2 separate regions of the Homo sapiens genome follow, and region 1 is linked to region 2. A link is a contact called in ENCODE POLR2A ChIA-PET data. All regions are on one chromosome and are shown on one strand. The core of a region is the stretch at or near the end of the contact, and the rest is flanking DNA. Distances in the headings are between cores, read along the strand shown.

Region 1 (4,073 bases), core at 988-3,487, 1.3 Mb after region 2:
GGGAGGCTTGTTGCCGTTTCCTGATCTCCGGCCTCCTGACTTGAGCAAGATGTCCCGGGCCAGGGAACTAAAAGCCTCATCCACATTCATACTGGATTTAGCACTAGTTTCGAAAAATCGGATTCCATGCTCTCGAGCCAACTTATCGGCCTGCTCCTTCTGCACCTTCCTCTTGGCCTCCATGTCACATTTGTTCCCTAGCAAGAGGTGCTCCACCCCAGCTGAGGCATTCTCCATGATGCTTTTCATCCAGTTCTGAATATTCTCGAAAGATTTCTCATCCGTGATGTCGTATGCTAGGATAATGCCCATGGCTCCACGGTAGTAGGCAGTAGTTATTGTCTTGAACCGCTCTTGGCCAGCTGTGTCCCAGACTTGTAGTTTGATCTTCTTCCCCTCTATATCCACAGTGCGGATCTTGAAATCAATTCCGATGGTGGAGATGTAAGTGTTGTTGAAGTTGTCCTCTGCAAAGCGAATGATCAGACAAGTCTTGCCCACCCCCGAGTCCCCGATCAGCAGCAACTTGAAGAGGTGGTCGTAGGCTTTGGCCATGGCGGACACCGGGGGAGCCGGGGAAGGGATGGGGCTATTTATTTATTTTTGAGACGGAATCGCTCTGTTGTCCAGGCTGGAGTGCAGTCGTGTGATCTCGGCTCACTGCTACCTCTGCCTCCCAGGTTCAAGCAATTCTCGTGCCTCAGCCTCCTGAGTAGCTGGGATTACAGGCACGCACCACCACACCCAGCTAATTTTTGTATTTTTAGTAGAGACAGGTTTTCACCACGTTGGCCAGGCTGGTCTCAAACTCCTGACCTCAGGTGATCTGCCCATCTCGCCCTCCCAAAGTGCTAGGATTACAGGTGTAAGCCACCACGCCTAGCCCAAATTGACTAATTGTATGTGTCTCGGTTTCCTCACCTATAAAATATAGAGACTGGACTAAATGACCTCTAGACTGGCTCTGATCTGCCTGACTGACCTTAAGGCTGACAACTGGTACTGGGTTGGACTCCAGTGGCTATATATACCGAGAACTCTGTCTCTGTTGATAGGTGATAGACTTCTGGAGACTTCATATGTATTTGGTTTAGGGACTCAAAGCTAACAAGTGGAAGGGGGCTTGAGGAATGGAGTCTTACTCTAGCTGGGACTGCTAAGACACTTTTACTGTTATGCCTACTTTGCTGCACTGCTTGGGAGAGTTGCCCACATTAAAGAACATCCTCCATGGGTCTCCTGCATCTAGTGGGCTAACCCATGGTCAGGCCTCAATCCTCCCTAGTTAATGGGTCATTTTATAAGTCATTCTTGTAGAGCCGTACTTCTTTTTTTTTTTTTTTGATGGAGTCTTGCTCTGTCACCCAGGCTGGAGTGCAGTGGCAAAGTCTCGACCCACTGCAGCCTCTGCCTCCCAGGTTCAAGCAATTCTCCTGCTTCAGCCTCCCAAGTAGCTGAGATTACAGGTGTCAGCCACCACACCTGGCTAATTTTTGTGTTTTTAATAGAGACGGGGTTTCACCATGTTCGCCAGACTGGTGTTGAATTCCTGACCTTAGGTGATCCGCCCACCTCAGCCTCCCAAAGTGCTGGGATTTCAGGCATGAGTCACTGCACCCGGCAGAGCTGCACTTCTAAGGGAAGTTAAATCTGATTTCTTCTCTTCTGAGCTAAAAAGGTTGAAAGGAAGAGAAACCTGCCCCATCTCCCTTTTTTTTGTCTCGGGTTTGAAGGTAATAATCATCATACCACTTGACTGGTTTACCAAAAAAAAAAAAAAAAATTAGTATTTTTGTGGGAAAAAATGAGAATAGAAAATAAATAATTGAATCTTATATGTATTATTTCATTTCTGTACCACAGAATTTTTGAGAGTCTAGCTATTATATTTTTTAAATGATACCCTTATAAACATGATAAGATTAAAGATCAAAGCTTAGAGGTGGCTCAACAATTGCTGTGAACAGGGAGGAAGGCAGGACATATTCTTTCTTTTTCAGAGGTGGGATCTCACTATGTTGCCCAGGCTGGTCTCAAACTCCTGGGCTCAAGTGATCCTCCTGCCTTGGCCTCCCAAAATGCTGGTATTACAGGCGTGAACCATGATGTGCAGCCAGAACATACTCTTAAGGCTACATATTAGGGTACGAGGTAGTCTTTTCTAAGTCAGTAGTTACTGATCTCTGAGAATCCAAGGTTGCTTAGTAGCAAGAAAGCTTGCTGACCACATCTGGGCTCTGGCTTGACTTCCCATCTCTGAGAGTTAGTGACAGAGACTTTGCAACTCAAGCGTGTCTGCAATTGTTTCCTGTCTTTACACTCCCCCAGAGCTCAAGTGATATGTTTAGCCATGAGAATTCAGTCCATTCTAACTCCCACATTTTCCTTTATTGTAGAGTAGTAACATTGAGGCTTAATATTCTACCCCTTGGATCACATGCTTTGAAATACATAAAAATGTAAGGGAGTAAGTTGAAAAAACCAGTAACTTTTTCTATTGTTTCTTGAGAGTATAGCATATATATGTCACCTGAAGGAAACTTGATCAGCTTATCATCTGTCCTTTTTTTTTTATTATGGTGTCACCTGTCTTCTCTTTTATTTATTTTTTATTTTGAGAGACGGAGTCTTGCTCTGTTGCCCAGGCTGGAGTACAGTGGCATAATCTCAGCTCACTGCAACCTCCGCCCTCTGGGTTCAAGCGATTCTCCTGCCTCAGCTTCCCAAGTAGCTGGGACTACAGGCATGTGGCGCTACACCCAGCTAATTTTTGTATTTTTTAGTAGAGACGGGGTTTCACTATATGTTGGCCAGGCTGGTCTCAAACTCCTGACCTCTCAAACACCAGAGTGAGACTCTCTCTAAAAATGGAAAATAAATTTTAAAATGTTATAATTAAAGATACTCATTTAAATTGAATAAATTTAGCTTTATGAAAAATTTGCTGTATCATCTTTATTTTGATCCTTTCGTCATAGGCCATTGAAAACTTAATCATAAAATGGTACATGTATATCTGAATTTTTAAGACTGACTGACCAAGGGGACTACAGAATACCCAGTAGAATCAAAGTAATTGTCATGTTCCTCTGTATTAATCTAGTCTACTTTGGGACCTTGAGTTCTCACCTCTCATTCTTTTGCTAACTTCCTCTTTACCCTTTAGTTATGTCTCCTTTTTTTTTTTTTTTTTTTTCCAGAGATAGCGTCTTGTTCTGTCGCCCAGGCTGGAGTGCAGTGGTGTAATCAGCTCACTACAACCTTCAACTCCTGGGCTCCAGTGATTCTCCCACCACAGCCTCTGGAGTAGCTGGGATTACAGGCACATACCACCATGCCCAGCTAATTTTTTTAAATGTTTTCTAGAGACTCAGTCTCGCTATGTTGCCTAGGCTGGTCTCAAACTCCTCACCTCAAGCAAGGCTTCCCCTTTTATCTCCCAAACCCCTGGGATTACAGGCATGGGCCGCTCTGCCAGGCCTGTTTTTTCTCTTTTTCTTTCTCTGTACCACTTTCATATTGTGGCTTCTTCCCTGCCCCCGATCTCCCCCCTACCCACCCCAGGTGGAGTCTTGCTCTGTTACCCAGGCTGGAGTGTGGTGGCACGATCTCGGCTCACTGCAACCTCCGCCTCCCGGGTTTAAGCAGTTCTGCCTCAGCCTCCCGAGTAGGATTACAAATGCCGGCCACCAACCACACCCGGCTAATTTTTTTTTTTTTTTTTTAGACTGAGTCTCGCTGTTGCTCTGTCGCCAGGCTGGAGTACAGTGGTGCAATCTCAGCTCACTGCAACCTCCACCTCACAAGTTCAAGCAGTTCACCTGCCTCAACCTCCCAAGTAGCTGGGACTACAGGCACGCGCCACCACGCCCAGCTAATTTTTGTATTTTTAGTAGAGACGGGGTTTCACCATGTTTGCCAGGCTTGTCTCAAACTCCTGACCTCCTGATCTGCCTGCCTTTGCCTCCCAAAGTGCTGGGATTACAGGCGTGAGCCACTGTGCCCGCCTTTTATTTTTTGAGACGGAGTCTCGCTCTGTCACCCAGGCTGGAGCACAGTGGCGCATCAGCTCA
Region 2 (3,638 bases), core at 812-3,311:
AGATGTGCAGAAATACAGTTTATCTTTCTGCCGTTAATTATCCAGAGTGTGTACATGGCTGGGGAAGTAGAAATGAATGAGAATTAGATCTCTCTCTCAGGGGCTTACAGTCTAGGAAAAGAGACAAAACTGCTATATATGGGAAGCCCAGAAGAGGGAGGGATGAAAGGAGAGACTGGGACAGAGGCACCATACACACCAGGCAGGGAGGGCTTCAGAGAGCAGCTGGGACTTGAAGCTTGTTAGAGCACGGACAGGTAGGGGTTGAAAAGGTACCCAGGAAGAGGAACGTTGGGTAGTAGAAAGTTACTCATGCTGTCTGATGAAACAAATGTATAACGTTTGATGTGGAGAATGCAAGCAGTGGAGTCTAGGGAAATTATATTTGAAAAGTACCCTGGATCTAGATCATGGATACCCTGAATGTCAGGCTAGGAGGTGAGAGTTTCGTGATGAGAAATGGGAAACCACGTGAAAGGTTTTTGAATTGAAATTGTTGGTGAAGGTGGGGCAGATGAAAACCTCTGAACCCATCTAATGTGAAGTTCCTCCTCTTGCTCAAGAAAAGTATTCTTTTCTTTCCCATTTTTCTTACTCCACTTCTACTTCCAGACAGGGCCACCCTTTCCCCCATGCTCTGTCCTTCTCCAGTGCATGAGTCTCTCAGGAAGTCTCCCTTCTCCATGTCTCCTAAAAGTCGGCCTCCCAACTCTCCTTCCCCGGACCCCCCTTCTGCTTCTCTGACTTCCTCCACTCATATCCCAAGTCATTAACCCTCCCACCCAGGACTGGGGCAGGAGGAAGAGAAAGGACTCACGGTTCCCCGATCCTGGGGCAGAGGCGGCCTCTGGATCATCTGCAAAGGAGGGAACAGTGACCATGTCAAGTAGGGCACAGTTGCATGAGCTGTATCCAGCCAGGGCTGCCTAGAATTCCCAGGCCTCTAATCTCAGGAGTGTGGCAGTGGACAGACAGGAGAGAAATCTCTGCTTCACAAGGGGCCCACTAGAAATGCTTTTTGGTATCTCAACCAAATCCCTCTCTCTGTTATCCTCCCTAGACCTAGGCTACTCAGAACATCCCTATGGAAATGGAATCATTCTCTGACTCTCTTCTATGTCTTAGATGTCCAAGTTTCATAATGAAAGTTGAAGGGGCATGACCACGAGGGCATGACCACAGCACCTGCTCTAGTGACAGGGCAGGAGTTGTTCTGATTGTCACCTGATAGAATGACCTCAGAAGGACCTTCCCTCCATTTCTTTATTCTTCCAAAAGCATGAATGAAGCACGCATTATGCACCAGACATGGTGTTAGAGGCTAGAGATACAGCTGTGAGGAAGACAGACAGTGTAATTGCTCGGGGAAGCTGACAGTCAATGGGGGATTTGGAGGAATTAACATAATTACATAAACAATTATTTAATTACATTTGTGATAGTGCTAGGAAGGAAAAATACAGGAGGCAAGAAAATGCAAAATAGGGGCCAAAATGATTCTGGGGCTTCAGCAAGCCTGCTGTGAGGAAATACATGGACACAGAGAGCTAGCAGGGCGGACACTTGGAAATTGAGTAGGAAGGAGGTTGACGTGGGTGGGTGAAATAATGGGCAGGGGAAAAGACAAGAGGATGTGCAAAAGTCTTGGCAGTGGGAAATGGCTTGGTTCATTGAGGGGAAAAAGAATGCCAGAGTGGTTGGAGCAGAGTGGGCCAATCACAGACTGAGAGGAGAGGCAATGGAGAGCCAGGCTGGGGCCACAGGGCTCCTGGCTTCCTCTGACCATAGAGTCCCTGTGTGGAGAACCTAGTGGGAGGCAGGAGTGGGCTACAGAGACAGACTTGGGTGAACTGCCTCTGGCGAGGAGGGGAAGGGGAAATGAAGGCAGGGCCCAGTCTTCAGGGGACTATATGGTTGGGTGTCGGGGAAGAGCCATACTCACAGGCACAGACCAGGGCTCCTGCCAGAGCTGTCAGGAAGAGGAGAGTCATGAACCTCATGCTTCTGTGTGCTGGAGTGGGTATGCCACCAAATCCTTGGAGATCTTGGGATCTAGGGTGTCAAGACTGCCTCTCTGGGCCTTTTTTTAAGCATGACAGGGACCAATGGGAACCAGTCTTCCAGTGGTGTGTTCTCCTCCTCCTCTTCTCCCACCTCAGAGCCACCTGTTAAGTCAACAAAGGCTGGCTGGGGCTGGCTGGTGCCCGCCTTCCCTGCAGGTAGGTCCTGGACAGCAGCTCTGGAGTTGGCACTGTCCTGACTGGCATCCTTTTCCTGCCTCTCCCCTTCCCATCTCGCTTGTCCCTGGGCTCCCATCTCTGATTGCATCTGGGGTCCTGGGGAAGACTGTGAGAGGTTTCTGGAGAGGGCCCTGGCAGGAGGGCTGTGCCCAGAAGGCTCTCCTTCCACCTGGAAACAGAAGGGGGGCCCAAGATGTCAGATCCAGCCTCCTTAGGAGAGAGTGGGGGTGGCTGAGGCTTCCCTTGAGTGGGTTAAGCCCACCCTAGGGGGCTGCCCTCACAGCATTTGGGGATCCCACCTGACTAAGGTCCAGAGAGGCTGATGTCCTCTCTAGGGGTCTCCATGTGGTAACCAGAGCTTCCCAGCCTCAGTAGGCCCTGACCAGGGTGTCTTCAGTCCCAGCTAATGATCCTCTACCCCAGAAAATTCTCCTGGTAAGTTAACCAGAATATGAAGTCAGTTCCCAGTTTGCCCTTCATATAGGGGAGGGAGGCCAGTGGTGTGGATAATCCAGAGAAGTGGAGAATCCAAAGGTGCTTCTCTCTGCCTCAGAATCCCTTCCTGCGGACTTGTGTTTTCTTCGAAATGGCAGAAAGTCCTGGAGATGTGGGTTTATGACTCGATTTTGTTGTTTACTAGCTGTGTGGCCTTCAGAGAGGCAATTTACCTGCCCCACTTCAATTGTTTTTCTTTCTTCTTTTATTTTATGGTAATATTTAAGGTGTAACATGAAGTTTTGATATACATGTATTTAGTGAAATGGTTACTATAATCAAGCAAATGAACACATCCATGATTTTACATAATTAGCCTTTTGTGTGTGTGTCTCTCTGTATGTGTGTGTGTGTGTGTGTGTGTATGTGTAAGAGCACCCAAAATCTGCTCTTCCAGCAAAAATCCCAAATTCAATACAGTATTATTGACTCCAGCTCTTGTGTTCCACTTCAGCTGTTTTGCATTTGATGGTGAGAAATGATCATTTTAATCCTACAGGTTTCGTGTGAGGAATACATGTGTCAAAACTGGTCAGCTCCCTCCTCCATCTATTCCAGACCCAAGCTGGGGAGCTGAGGATAACTTGGAACCTTAGTTTCTGCTCCTCACAAAGCCAGTTACTTCCTTGAGATGTCTTCTCTCCACGGAGTGGAGCCTGCCCTTGCCCTGTTCCTGGGACCTTGGTGAAAATGGACTGAGATTTGTTTCCTGAGGTGCTCTGTCTGTGCCAGACACCGTGTTGGACCCAGACAGATAAAGATGAGTAGACTGTGGTCTTGCCTTGAGGGGATACACAGTAGGCAAGGATCTCAGACAGATGAAGGGACAATTGATGGTAGCAGGGGACTCTGTCCTGGTAGACAAAGCATGCTCTTCCTAGCCTATGGGATTGAAGCAAAGTT

What was found. ChIA-PET counts read pairs that join two places held with the same protein, here RNA polymerase II (POLR2A).
Region 1: POLR2A ChIA-PET joins it to region 2 with 10 read pairs in activated T-cell. The contact joins the enhancer-like site here to the promoter of DCD in region 2. POLR2A ChIA-PET finds 5 or more read pairs at or near these places in 2 of 52 experiments (GM12878 and activated T-cell).

The regions. Positions count from the first base shown.
Region 1 is chr12:55,980,479-55,984,551 of GRCh38, forward strand. All of the region lies in intron 1 of RAB5B (RAB5B, member RAS oncogene family), which reads left to right. It also overlaps the pseudogene LOC100131294. Among named protein-coding and RNA genes, the nearest start is that of RAB5B, 8.4 kb to the left of the region's middle. Within about 2 kb of position 2,238, at least 5 of the 41 ENCODE cell types and tissues checked have a DNase peak (open chromatin) inside an H3K27ac peak, as active enhancers do; they include GM12878, where a contact is called at or near this core.
Region 2 is chr12:54,646,304-54,649,941 of GRCh38, forward strand. DCD (dermcidin) reads right to left here and starts at 2,062. Exons shown (of 5, transcript NM_053283.4): 1 at 1,943-2,062; 2 at 818-856. The coding sequence starts at 2,000.